Linked DNA regions of Homo sapiens: region 1 is linked to region 2. A link is a loop called in an ENCODE intact Hi-C map of the cell type or tissue named here. Cell type or tissue: OCI-LY7. All regions are shown on one strand. Each heading gives the region's core, and the rest is flanking DNA. Links, peaks and the distances in the headings are about the cores only.

Evidence for each region. Peaks named below come from ENCODE experiments on the same cell type or tissue, not always from the same donor. Only the 100,000 strongest peaks of a DNase experiment are listed, where the experiment ranks them.
Region 1: a loop joins it to region 2, with 2.9 times the contacts of the local background. A loop is called at or near these places in 2 of 110 quality-filtered maps.

What each region holds. Positions count from the first base shown.
Region 1 is chr10:5,747,541-5,751,940 of GRCh38, forward strand. It overlaps TASOR2 (transcription activation suppressor family member 2), which reads left to right. Exons shown (of 22, transcript NM_001321783.2): 16 at 1-2,487. Among named protein-coding and RNA genes, the nearest start is that of GDI2, 64 kb to the right of the region's middle. RefSeq lists a silencer at 976-1,270 and an enhancer at 4,341-4,400. In OCI-LY7, for the core only: a CTCF peak has its summit at 2,113; no DNase peak of the experiment used is centred there.
Region 2 is chr10:5,439,541-5,443,940 of GRCh38, forward strand. The region is part of intron 3 of NET1 (neuroepithelial cell transforming 1); the gene reads left to right. Among named protein-coding and RNA genes, the nearest start is that of NET1, 29 kb to the left of the region's middle. RefSeq lists an enhancer at 2,714-2,883. In OCI-LY7, for the core only: CTCF peaks have their summits at 2,717 and 2,924; a DNase peak (open chromatin) is centred at 2,731.

The sequences.
Region 1 (4,400 bases), core at 232-4,231, 310 kb after region 2:
GAAAATTGCACCCTTGAGATTGCAGAGGAAATTAATGTGACCTCTGATTTTCCCTTTGATTCTGTAATTGAAGAAGTATCACCAGCGTCTAGTCCTGAACCTCCAGTACCAGTTAAAGAGACACGACCATATCAGGCTGTGACTCCATGCATTTTAAAACTTCATGGTACACAGTGTGAGAAGAGCAACCAAATCTCCCAATGTGAGTCAGAAGACTTAGGCATAACAGAAAAAGAAAATGTTTTTGTTGGTCCTACCCATCCAGTGGGGCAAGATAACTTTACCCAGGTACAACAAATGCAGGTCTCTGCCGAAATGCCTCTAATATTAACTGATCATCCAGGAAGAACAGGTAGACCAACCCTTCCTGGTAAAGTAACTGAGGAAATTGTCTCAAGTGAGCATGATGAGGGTTTATCTTTCTCAGGAAAGGTGCAGTGCTATGGTAGGGAGTTAAACCAGCCTGCCTCAGCTGCCAAATGCACAGGTGACTTCAGTCCTTCTCCTGAAAAACTGGTAAAATCAGGAAATCCATTGCAGCCAGTTAGTATAGAGAATAGAAATTTGGACTTAAAACATCTTGTCTTGGAGTCCAGTGAACCTCCATTTGGTCCTAGAAATGTTATTGAAAATAAGTCTTTGTCTGACACATTGGTTTCCACAACTGCACCAAGTGGTATAGTGAATGTGTCAGTAAAACAGCAGACTAGCCCTAAAAGCAGTCAGAACCATCTCTTTCCCGGTGATTTGAAAACAGATGAAGGCATTTATCTGCAGGTGAAGTCCTTGACAGCTGCCTCGGTTGATGGAGCTTATTCTACACAGGGATGCATGTGCTCAGTGGTCCCCACGCTTTGTTCTTCCTCAGACAATGCTACATTAACCCATTATGTAAGACCAATAAATGCAGAGCCAGTGTTTCAAGCACAGGAAATACCAGCAGGCAGAATGGCCAGTTTGCTTAAGAATGGTGAGCCTGAAGCTGAGTTACATAAAGAAACCACAGGTCCAGGCACTGCTGGCCCTCAGTCCAACACCACATCTTCTCTAAAAGGTGAACGCAAAGCCATCCACACGCTGCAAGATGTGTCAACATGTGAAACAAAGGAGCTATTGAATGTCGGGGTTTCCTCCCTTTGTGCTGGTCCCTACCAAAATACAGCAGACACCAAGGAAAACCTCAGTAAAGAGCCTTTGGCCTCCTTTGTTTCAGAATCCTTTGATACTTCTGTTTGTGGAATAGCCACAGAGCACGTAGAAATTGAGAACAGTGGGGAGGGGCTCAGGGCTGAGGCTGGTTCTGAAACCCTAGGCAGAGATGGAGAGGTCGGTGTGAATTCCGACATGCACTATGAACTCTCTGGAGATTCTGATCTAGACCTGCTTGGTGATTGTAGAAATCCCAGACTGGATTTGGAGGATTCTTATACTTTAAGAGGTAGTTACACCAGGAAAAAAGATGTTCCCACAGATGGCTATGAGTCGTCGTTGAACTTCCACAACAACAACCAAGAGGACTGGGGCTGCTCTAGCTGGGTTCCAGGCATGGAGACGAGCCTCCCTCCCGGGCACTGGACTGCTGCGGTAAAGAAAGAAGAGAAGTGTGTGCCGCCTTACGTCCAAATCCGAGATCTCCACGGGATCCTCAGGACTTACGCCAACTTCTCTATAACAAAAGAACTCAAAGATACCATGAGAACTTCACACGGCCTGAGGAGGCACCCGAGTTTCAGTGCAAACTGTGGCCTGCCCAGCTCCTGGACAAGCACTTGGCAGGTGGCAGACGACCTCACCCAGAACACTTTAGACCTGGAGTATCTGCGTTTTGCACATAAACTAAAACAGACCATAAAGAATGGGGATTCTCAGCATTCTGCCTCCTCTGCCAATGTCTTTCCAAAGGAGTCACCAACCCAGATCTCCATTGGTGCTTTCCCTTCGACAAAAATCTCTGAGGCCCCATTTCTGCATCCTGCACCTAGGAGCAGAAGCCCCCTTCTGGTAACAGTTGTGGAGTCAGATCCCAGACCACAGGGGCAGCCCAGGAGAGGCTACACAGCCAGCAGTCTGGACAGCTCTTCCTCTTGGAGAGAGAGATGTAGTCATAATAGAGATCTTAGAAATTCTCAAAGAAATCACACTGTTTCATTCCACCTCAACAAACTGAAATACAACAGTACTGTGAAGGAATCTCGGAATGATATTTCACTTATTCTCAATGAGTATGCTGAATTCAACAAGGTGATGAAGAATAGCAACCAATTCATTTTCCAAGACAAAGAGCTAAATGATGTTTCTGGAGAAGCCACTGCTCAAGAGATGTATCTGCCTTTCCCAGGACGGTCAGCCTCCTATGAAGACATAATCATAGACGTGTGCACCAATTTGCACGTCAAACTAAGAAGTGTTGTGAAAGAGGCTTGTAAAAGTACCTTCCTGTTCTACCTTGTCGAAACAGAAGACAAATCATTCTTTGTAAGAACAAAGGTAAAGTGCCAGCCACGTCTTACGTATTATTTTAATTGCTGATTTTAGTTTTAGAAATAATAAATTTAGCATATTAGCCATCAAAAAGAAATCATGGTATGACATAGTATTTAAATTTCACAGCTTAGTCTTTATCTGCATACTAAATGTTTTCCTGCAGGATCTGCCATTTGTACTATATTTGAAAATTAGTATTATGTTCCAGAATTAGGGCAATGACTAATTTTTTTTCACAAAAAGTTACCAGTGTAGACATGCCCATACTTCAAGTGTAAATACAAACACATTCCGATGTTAAAATACAGATTTTTTGAAAAGTGGTTGTAGATTGTCCGTTAGTGTGGGTGGTCAAGTAGGACCTCTTTTGGTTTTGGATATATTTTTAATTTGAATTTGAATGTTAGGATAACTGATGTTACGGTGAGTACATGGAGTACATAGTCCTTAAATTTAAGTAATGGAACCATGGTGAAATTCTGGCATGGGCGGAGCCTGTCTTGATTGAACCTGTCTTGATTCACCATTAACTTCATTGTTTTATCCTCCCAGAATTTATTTCTCTTCTATTTCGGGCATAGACAGTATTTTTAAAAATTTAATTGTTTTTAATTTCAAATTTACATAAAGGTTGCAGAAATAGTACCCTTTACCCAGATACCCCAATATTAACATTTCTGAACCATTTGCAAATGTGTTGCACACACAGTGTCCCATTACCTCTTGATACTTAAATGTGTATTACCTGAGTTCAAGGATCCTCATCTTTTTAACCACAGAACAACCCTGTGCATCAGGAAGTTCATATAATATTAATTAAAGTGACCATCTCCATTAACCTCATCTAGGTCTAGGATCATAGGTGTCTAGAATTGTCATGTCTTCAGTCTGCAATAGTTCCTCTGTTATTCCTTGTCTTTTATGACCTTAACAGTTTTGAAGACTGTAGGCCAGTTATTTGGTGGAATTTCCTTCCGTTTGTGTTCATGTGTTGTTTCTCCATGACTTAGGCATTTTAGATGAGAATACTCAGATATCATGTAGTGCTCTTGTCAGTGCATTCATTGTATCAGGAGGCACCCGATGTTGATTTATCCCCTTACTGGTATATTAACCTTTTCACTTGGTTAAGATGATTTCTGCCAGGTTTCTCCAGTGTAAAGTTATGTTGAACTTAGTAATAAGTTGGGAGCTAACTTGAGACTGTGTAAAATCCTATTCCTTATCAGACTTTTATCCACTAGATTTAACATCGACTGGTGATTCTTATCTGAATCAGTTATTACTATGATGATTGCCAAATAGTGATACTGAAATTCCACCAGATTCCTTCTGCATTTATTAGTTGGTATTCGGCTGTAGAATAGAGCTTTCCCTTATTTTCCATTCATCTATTCATTTGCTTATCTGTATCACTATGGACCATGGCACATTTTGTTTTACTTAAAGGGTTATCATCTGTTTCTTCATTATTTTAATACTTAGATTGTCCCAGACCCAGCCAGTGGGAGTCCCTTTAAGTTGGCTTCTGTGTCCTTTTGACAATTCGCCATAATTCTTCGGGCACTTCTTTACTTTGGGGTGTAACATAATGTTCCAGGCTTATCGTGTATTTTCCTTGCCCTAGTCTTGAAGTCAAGCATTTCTCCAAGGAGCTGTGACTCTTTAGTGAAGAATGGCATTTAGAACCACCATCTAGGCACTGCGTGAATGAACTCAGTGTCACTTGGTGTCTTTGCTTCTAGGTCCTCTCAGCACATAAAGCCAAGAAATATACATATGTACATACGTATATCTACATCTCTATTTATGTATAAAAAGCAAAAACAGAGGAGTTCACACTCATCCCCAATTCTAGTCCAGTACTGCCAGGTTTGTGCTAGCCTCCTTCTCCATGTGTGGAGCTCCCTTCTCTG
Region 2 (4,400 bases), core at 290-4,289:
TCTGACTCAGTTGATGTGACCCTGTTTGTTTTGGGCACCTCTGATCGCACAGTTAAATGATGTCCTGTAGCCAGGGCCTCACTCTAACTAGGTCTGCCCCACACCTGGGGCTGCTTTTCAAACCGGAGTCATTTTCTGCTGTGGAAAGCAGAGCTTTGCTCTGGAACCCTAAGGCTCTGCATTGCAGTTCTCTTCCTGGCCTTGCCAGAGCATCACACAGCATCTTTGTCTACCATAAATACCCAACCTTGATGTGATATACCAGGTCACATGGCCTGAACAGCAGGGCAGTTTGCACCACAGCCTGGAGGACCTGCTACAGAGACCTCTGTTGCTCTGGGACCTACTCAAAACTATCACAGCAACATTCCCAAATATAGCAGATACTGCCTCCAAAAGATGAAGAGTCCTGCTAGCACTGTGCCTAGAAGATGCAAGGTGCAACACCTGTCCTTTCCTGTAGCGGGGAGATCCCAGAAAGCCTCAGGCCGTTGGATCTATTAAAACTTTTCCAACATGGCAACCTCTGAATTTTTGTGGCATGCGTTTGATTTACTGGGATATCCAAAATACTTTCCACTTCCTATTCACCAGGTCTTTTTGGTATAATGTTATTAATACAGTGGGCCTGTATGATGTTCTGTGAAATATCCGGTCCTTGCCGACTTTGTGACAGAAAACAAAGTGAACAGCTTCAGGACGTGAGCAATCACAGGCTGCTGTCCTTCCCACCTAAAAGCAAACTACTTTTGACCCTTCTTACTAATGAGGATTGAAAAGAACACATAGGCCAGATCAGTAACCACAACCATAACCATGTAACAAATGCTAGATGATTTGTTGGTCTGCTCCAGTAGACTCTACATCTTGCACAACAGTTGAGGTTGGAACTACCACTTAAGTTTACAGTGGTCCACTGTCATTTACCACAGTCCACCTCATTATTGTAAGAGGCACTCAGATAAACAGAATGAGGATCTAGTGGAGACTATCACTTGTGCAGTCCGTAACTCTGATGGCTGATCTCTGCATTTTCTCCTGGTGTGCAATACTGCTTCTGACTTACCATCTTGGCCCAGGTGTAAGGGGTGAAATTTCAGGGACTCCCACTTAGCTATTCCCACCATGGTGCTGAGAACATTATGAAAGTTCTGTCAGCTGCTTTTTCAAATCTTTTAAAGCAATTAGCCAAAGCCAGTAAACACTACAATCATTACAATTACCACTGCCCCTCTCTTGTTCATTTGCCACCACTACTATGTAAGGCATTGCCTCACTACTCTGTGTCTCATCCCTATTCATACCTGTAGTCCTTATCACCATTTTACTAGTGAGTGAGTCTGTTTCAGAGTCCCATCCTGTGTTTCTGATCTCTAGGACCAATCTCAGTGTCCATATTTTAGCCTGGGTTCTCCCTCCAGAAATCAGAGCCTAAAACGAGGACTCATTGACAGGTGTCTTTCTTGAGGTATGATCCCAGGGAACAAGCTGGAGAAGTGAAAGAGAGGAGGCCCGTGCAGTGTCTAATTAAGCTGTCACTACTGTGGGCAGTGGGGTAGATCTCTCTGGAACCCTCTGAAGAGCTGTGTAAAACACACCACAGACTTCTCCTCTCAACGGACTGAAGAGGGGAGCTTTTATCCTGCAGCTTCTGTGCTCCGTTAGTCAACAAGTGGCCTTTCGGGTGTCCATCCCACACACCCGTGGCTACACATGTGCATGTGCCACACAGCAGCATCCAAGAAGCCCAGGGTGGAAGGCAAGAGATACACAGTGCAGCTGAGGCAAGGGACTGTGGGGTCACTCCTGTGGGGAGCCAGTTGCTATGGCAATGTCAAATTGGGCTGAGAAAACAGGAGGCTGGGCACAAGACACAATATCCTTTTGTCTTTAGTTTGGGGCCTTAAGCTGAAGTTCAGGGAAAAATGGGAGGAATCCCATTCAACAGCTTGTTACAGAAGACTAAGTGGTCTTACGTTATACTGGAAGTTATTCGTTACCTGAGATAAAAAGTCACCACTAACAGTGCTGATACCCCATTTGATTGGCTATTTGTGTTGTCATCGCACAAAAGAACCATTGTTTTGACAATACCAAACTTATTAGCCTATGAGACTATTTTATTTAAAGTGTGTCTAATAATACTTAATTGGTCTAAACTGATGTTTTTTCCCCAAACCAAATTCTTAGTACTAAACTTGGAGATTCAAATCACATATAACTTCATTACTAATTTCTTTCGTACTTATCCAGTTCAAATGTAACTCTTTTTGTTTTTAAGTTATTACTAGATATTTTGGAACTATGGTTTTTCAAAAGTTCCACTTTTCAATTAATACTTCCTTTTTAGTAAGATTTAAAATTTTATTTTTAACTAACCTATTTTTAGTGAGATACAGAGTATATGCTTGTAATCTTGAATTCTAGAGTTTTAAAATGGAATGTAGTTTTCTTATATTTAGAAAAAGTTCTTAAAATATTTCTTGTGAATTGTGGAATCTTTTTCATATACTTGTATCATTTTAAAATATATGTTTAATTTAGTAATATAAGACATGAAGGCTGTACAAAGACTGAAAATACAGATTTTACTGGTCATATTTTTCCACAAATTAAGAGATTGTTTATGTAGTCATCTATGTAATGTCGTTACAAATATAATTACAAAGTTGAAAAACAGGTTGACAATTGCATTTCACAATATCTCGTGTAGAGGGCAGCAGAGAGCTTAGATTTTGTTTTCTCTTTGCCTGTAGTATGGCTTCCCTAGTCTAATTTCCAATTGCTTGTTATTGTTCCAGGTAAAAGTAGATAATAATGCCTAGACCAAAAAAAGTAATGATTATTCCTAAGCTCTAATTTATTTCTAAATTCCAAGCAGTTTTTCACTTGAAAGGGGAGAACAAGTAACCTAACACTCCTTTTCTATACATAAGAGAAACATCTTTCTCTTTACCTTTACATAACTCAGTTACGTTTATAAATTCTAGATGTTCTATAGAAAGAAAAGACGCTAACCAATCTGTGCCTCAGTTACGCCGTTTGTAGAAAGTTATACAAATAGTTGCTGTTGGCCAGGCAGGGTGGCTCATACCTGTAATTCCAGCACTTTGGGAGGCCAAGGCAGGCAGATCACTTGAGACCAGGAATTCGAGACCAGCCTGGCCAACATGGTAAAACCCCATCTCTACTAACATTACAAAAATTAGCCAGGCGTGATGGCACACTCGGGAGGCTGAGGCATGAGAATCACTTGAATCCAGGAGGCAGAGGTTGCAGTGAGCTGAGATTGTGCCATGGCACTCCAGCCTGGACAACAGAGCAAGACCCTGTCTTTAAAAAAAAAAAAAAAGAAAGAAAGAAAAAAACTCTTCTAAACTTACACAACTGGAACTATTTTATTATCTTTTTACCTACCCCATGTCTTGTTATAAAAAGGCTATAAGGCAGCTAATCTCTCAACCGTTTTTATGGTTTCCTCCTCTATAAAAGTATTGGCAATTTAGTGAATACTGCTAGCCTGGGACTCAGGAGACTTTGGTTTTAAACTTAGGTCTACTGTTAACTTAGGTCACTAACATATACTGAGCACCTAGTGTGTCTCAGAACATGTGCTAAAGGTTTTATATGGGTTATCTTCATCTGGACAGTGTCACAACAGCTGAGCAGAACAGAGTCATCAGGTCTGTTAAGCCACTGATTAACAAGGTACCTTTGGACAAGTTTCTTAAACTTGGTCAGTCCTAGTTTCCTCCTTCTCTAAAATTGAGATAATAAGTACTTCATAGAGTTGATTAAGATAACATGTATAAAGCTCTAGCACAAAGTAATTGAGATAATAAGTACTTCATAGAGTTGATTAAATAACATATAGAACTCTAGCACAAAGTAAGACCTTAAATTTTTCTTCTATTTTTCACCACCACCCATTAAGTTTCCTTATGAGAAAACTGAAGAGGATGGGTGAATGATCTCAGAGGGCCTGTTTAGTCCTCTGGTTTTATGCAGCATTGTGACAAGACTCAAGATTCTTGAGTCCAGTTGAACTTCCGCATGTTCATCATTCCTTTTTTAGATGCTGTCTACATTTAGACCCCAAACCTGCACATTCAAAATGAAACTAAGATTTTAGTGTTGGTGAGCTGGGGCTTTTGTGAACATGGCTGTCATCAGTATACCCTATTTGTTTTCTATTTCTGTATTTACATATAAAGACTTCTACCTTTACCTCTTGGGTCCCCAGCTGAAGGAGAGAATGAAAGATACCCCTTCTCATTATCTTGGCTCATTTCTGTTGGAACTAAGTGGAAAAACAGTTTCAAGAAAGACATCGGGTAAGAATCCCAGGAGAACTCCTAGCTGCTTCTTTCCTAACTCCCACTGCACATAATCCTTTATTC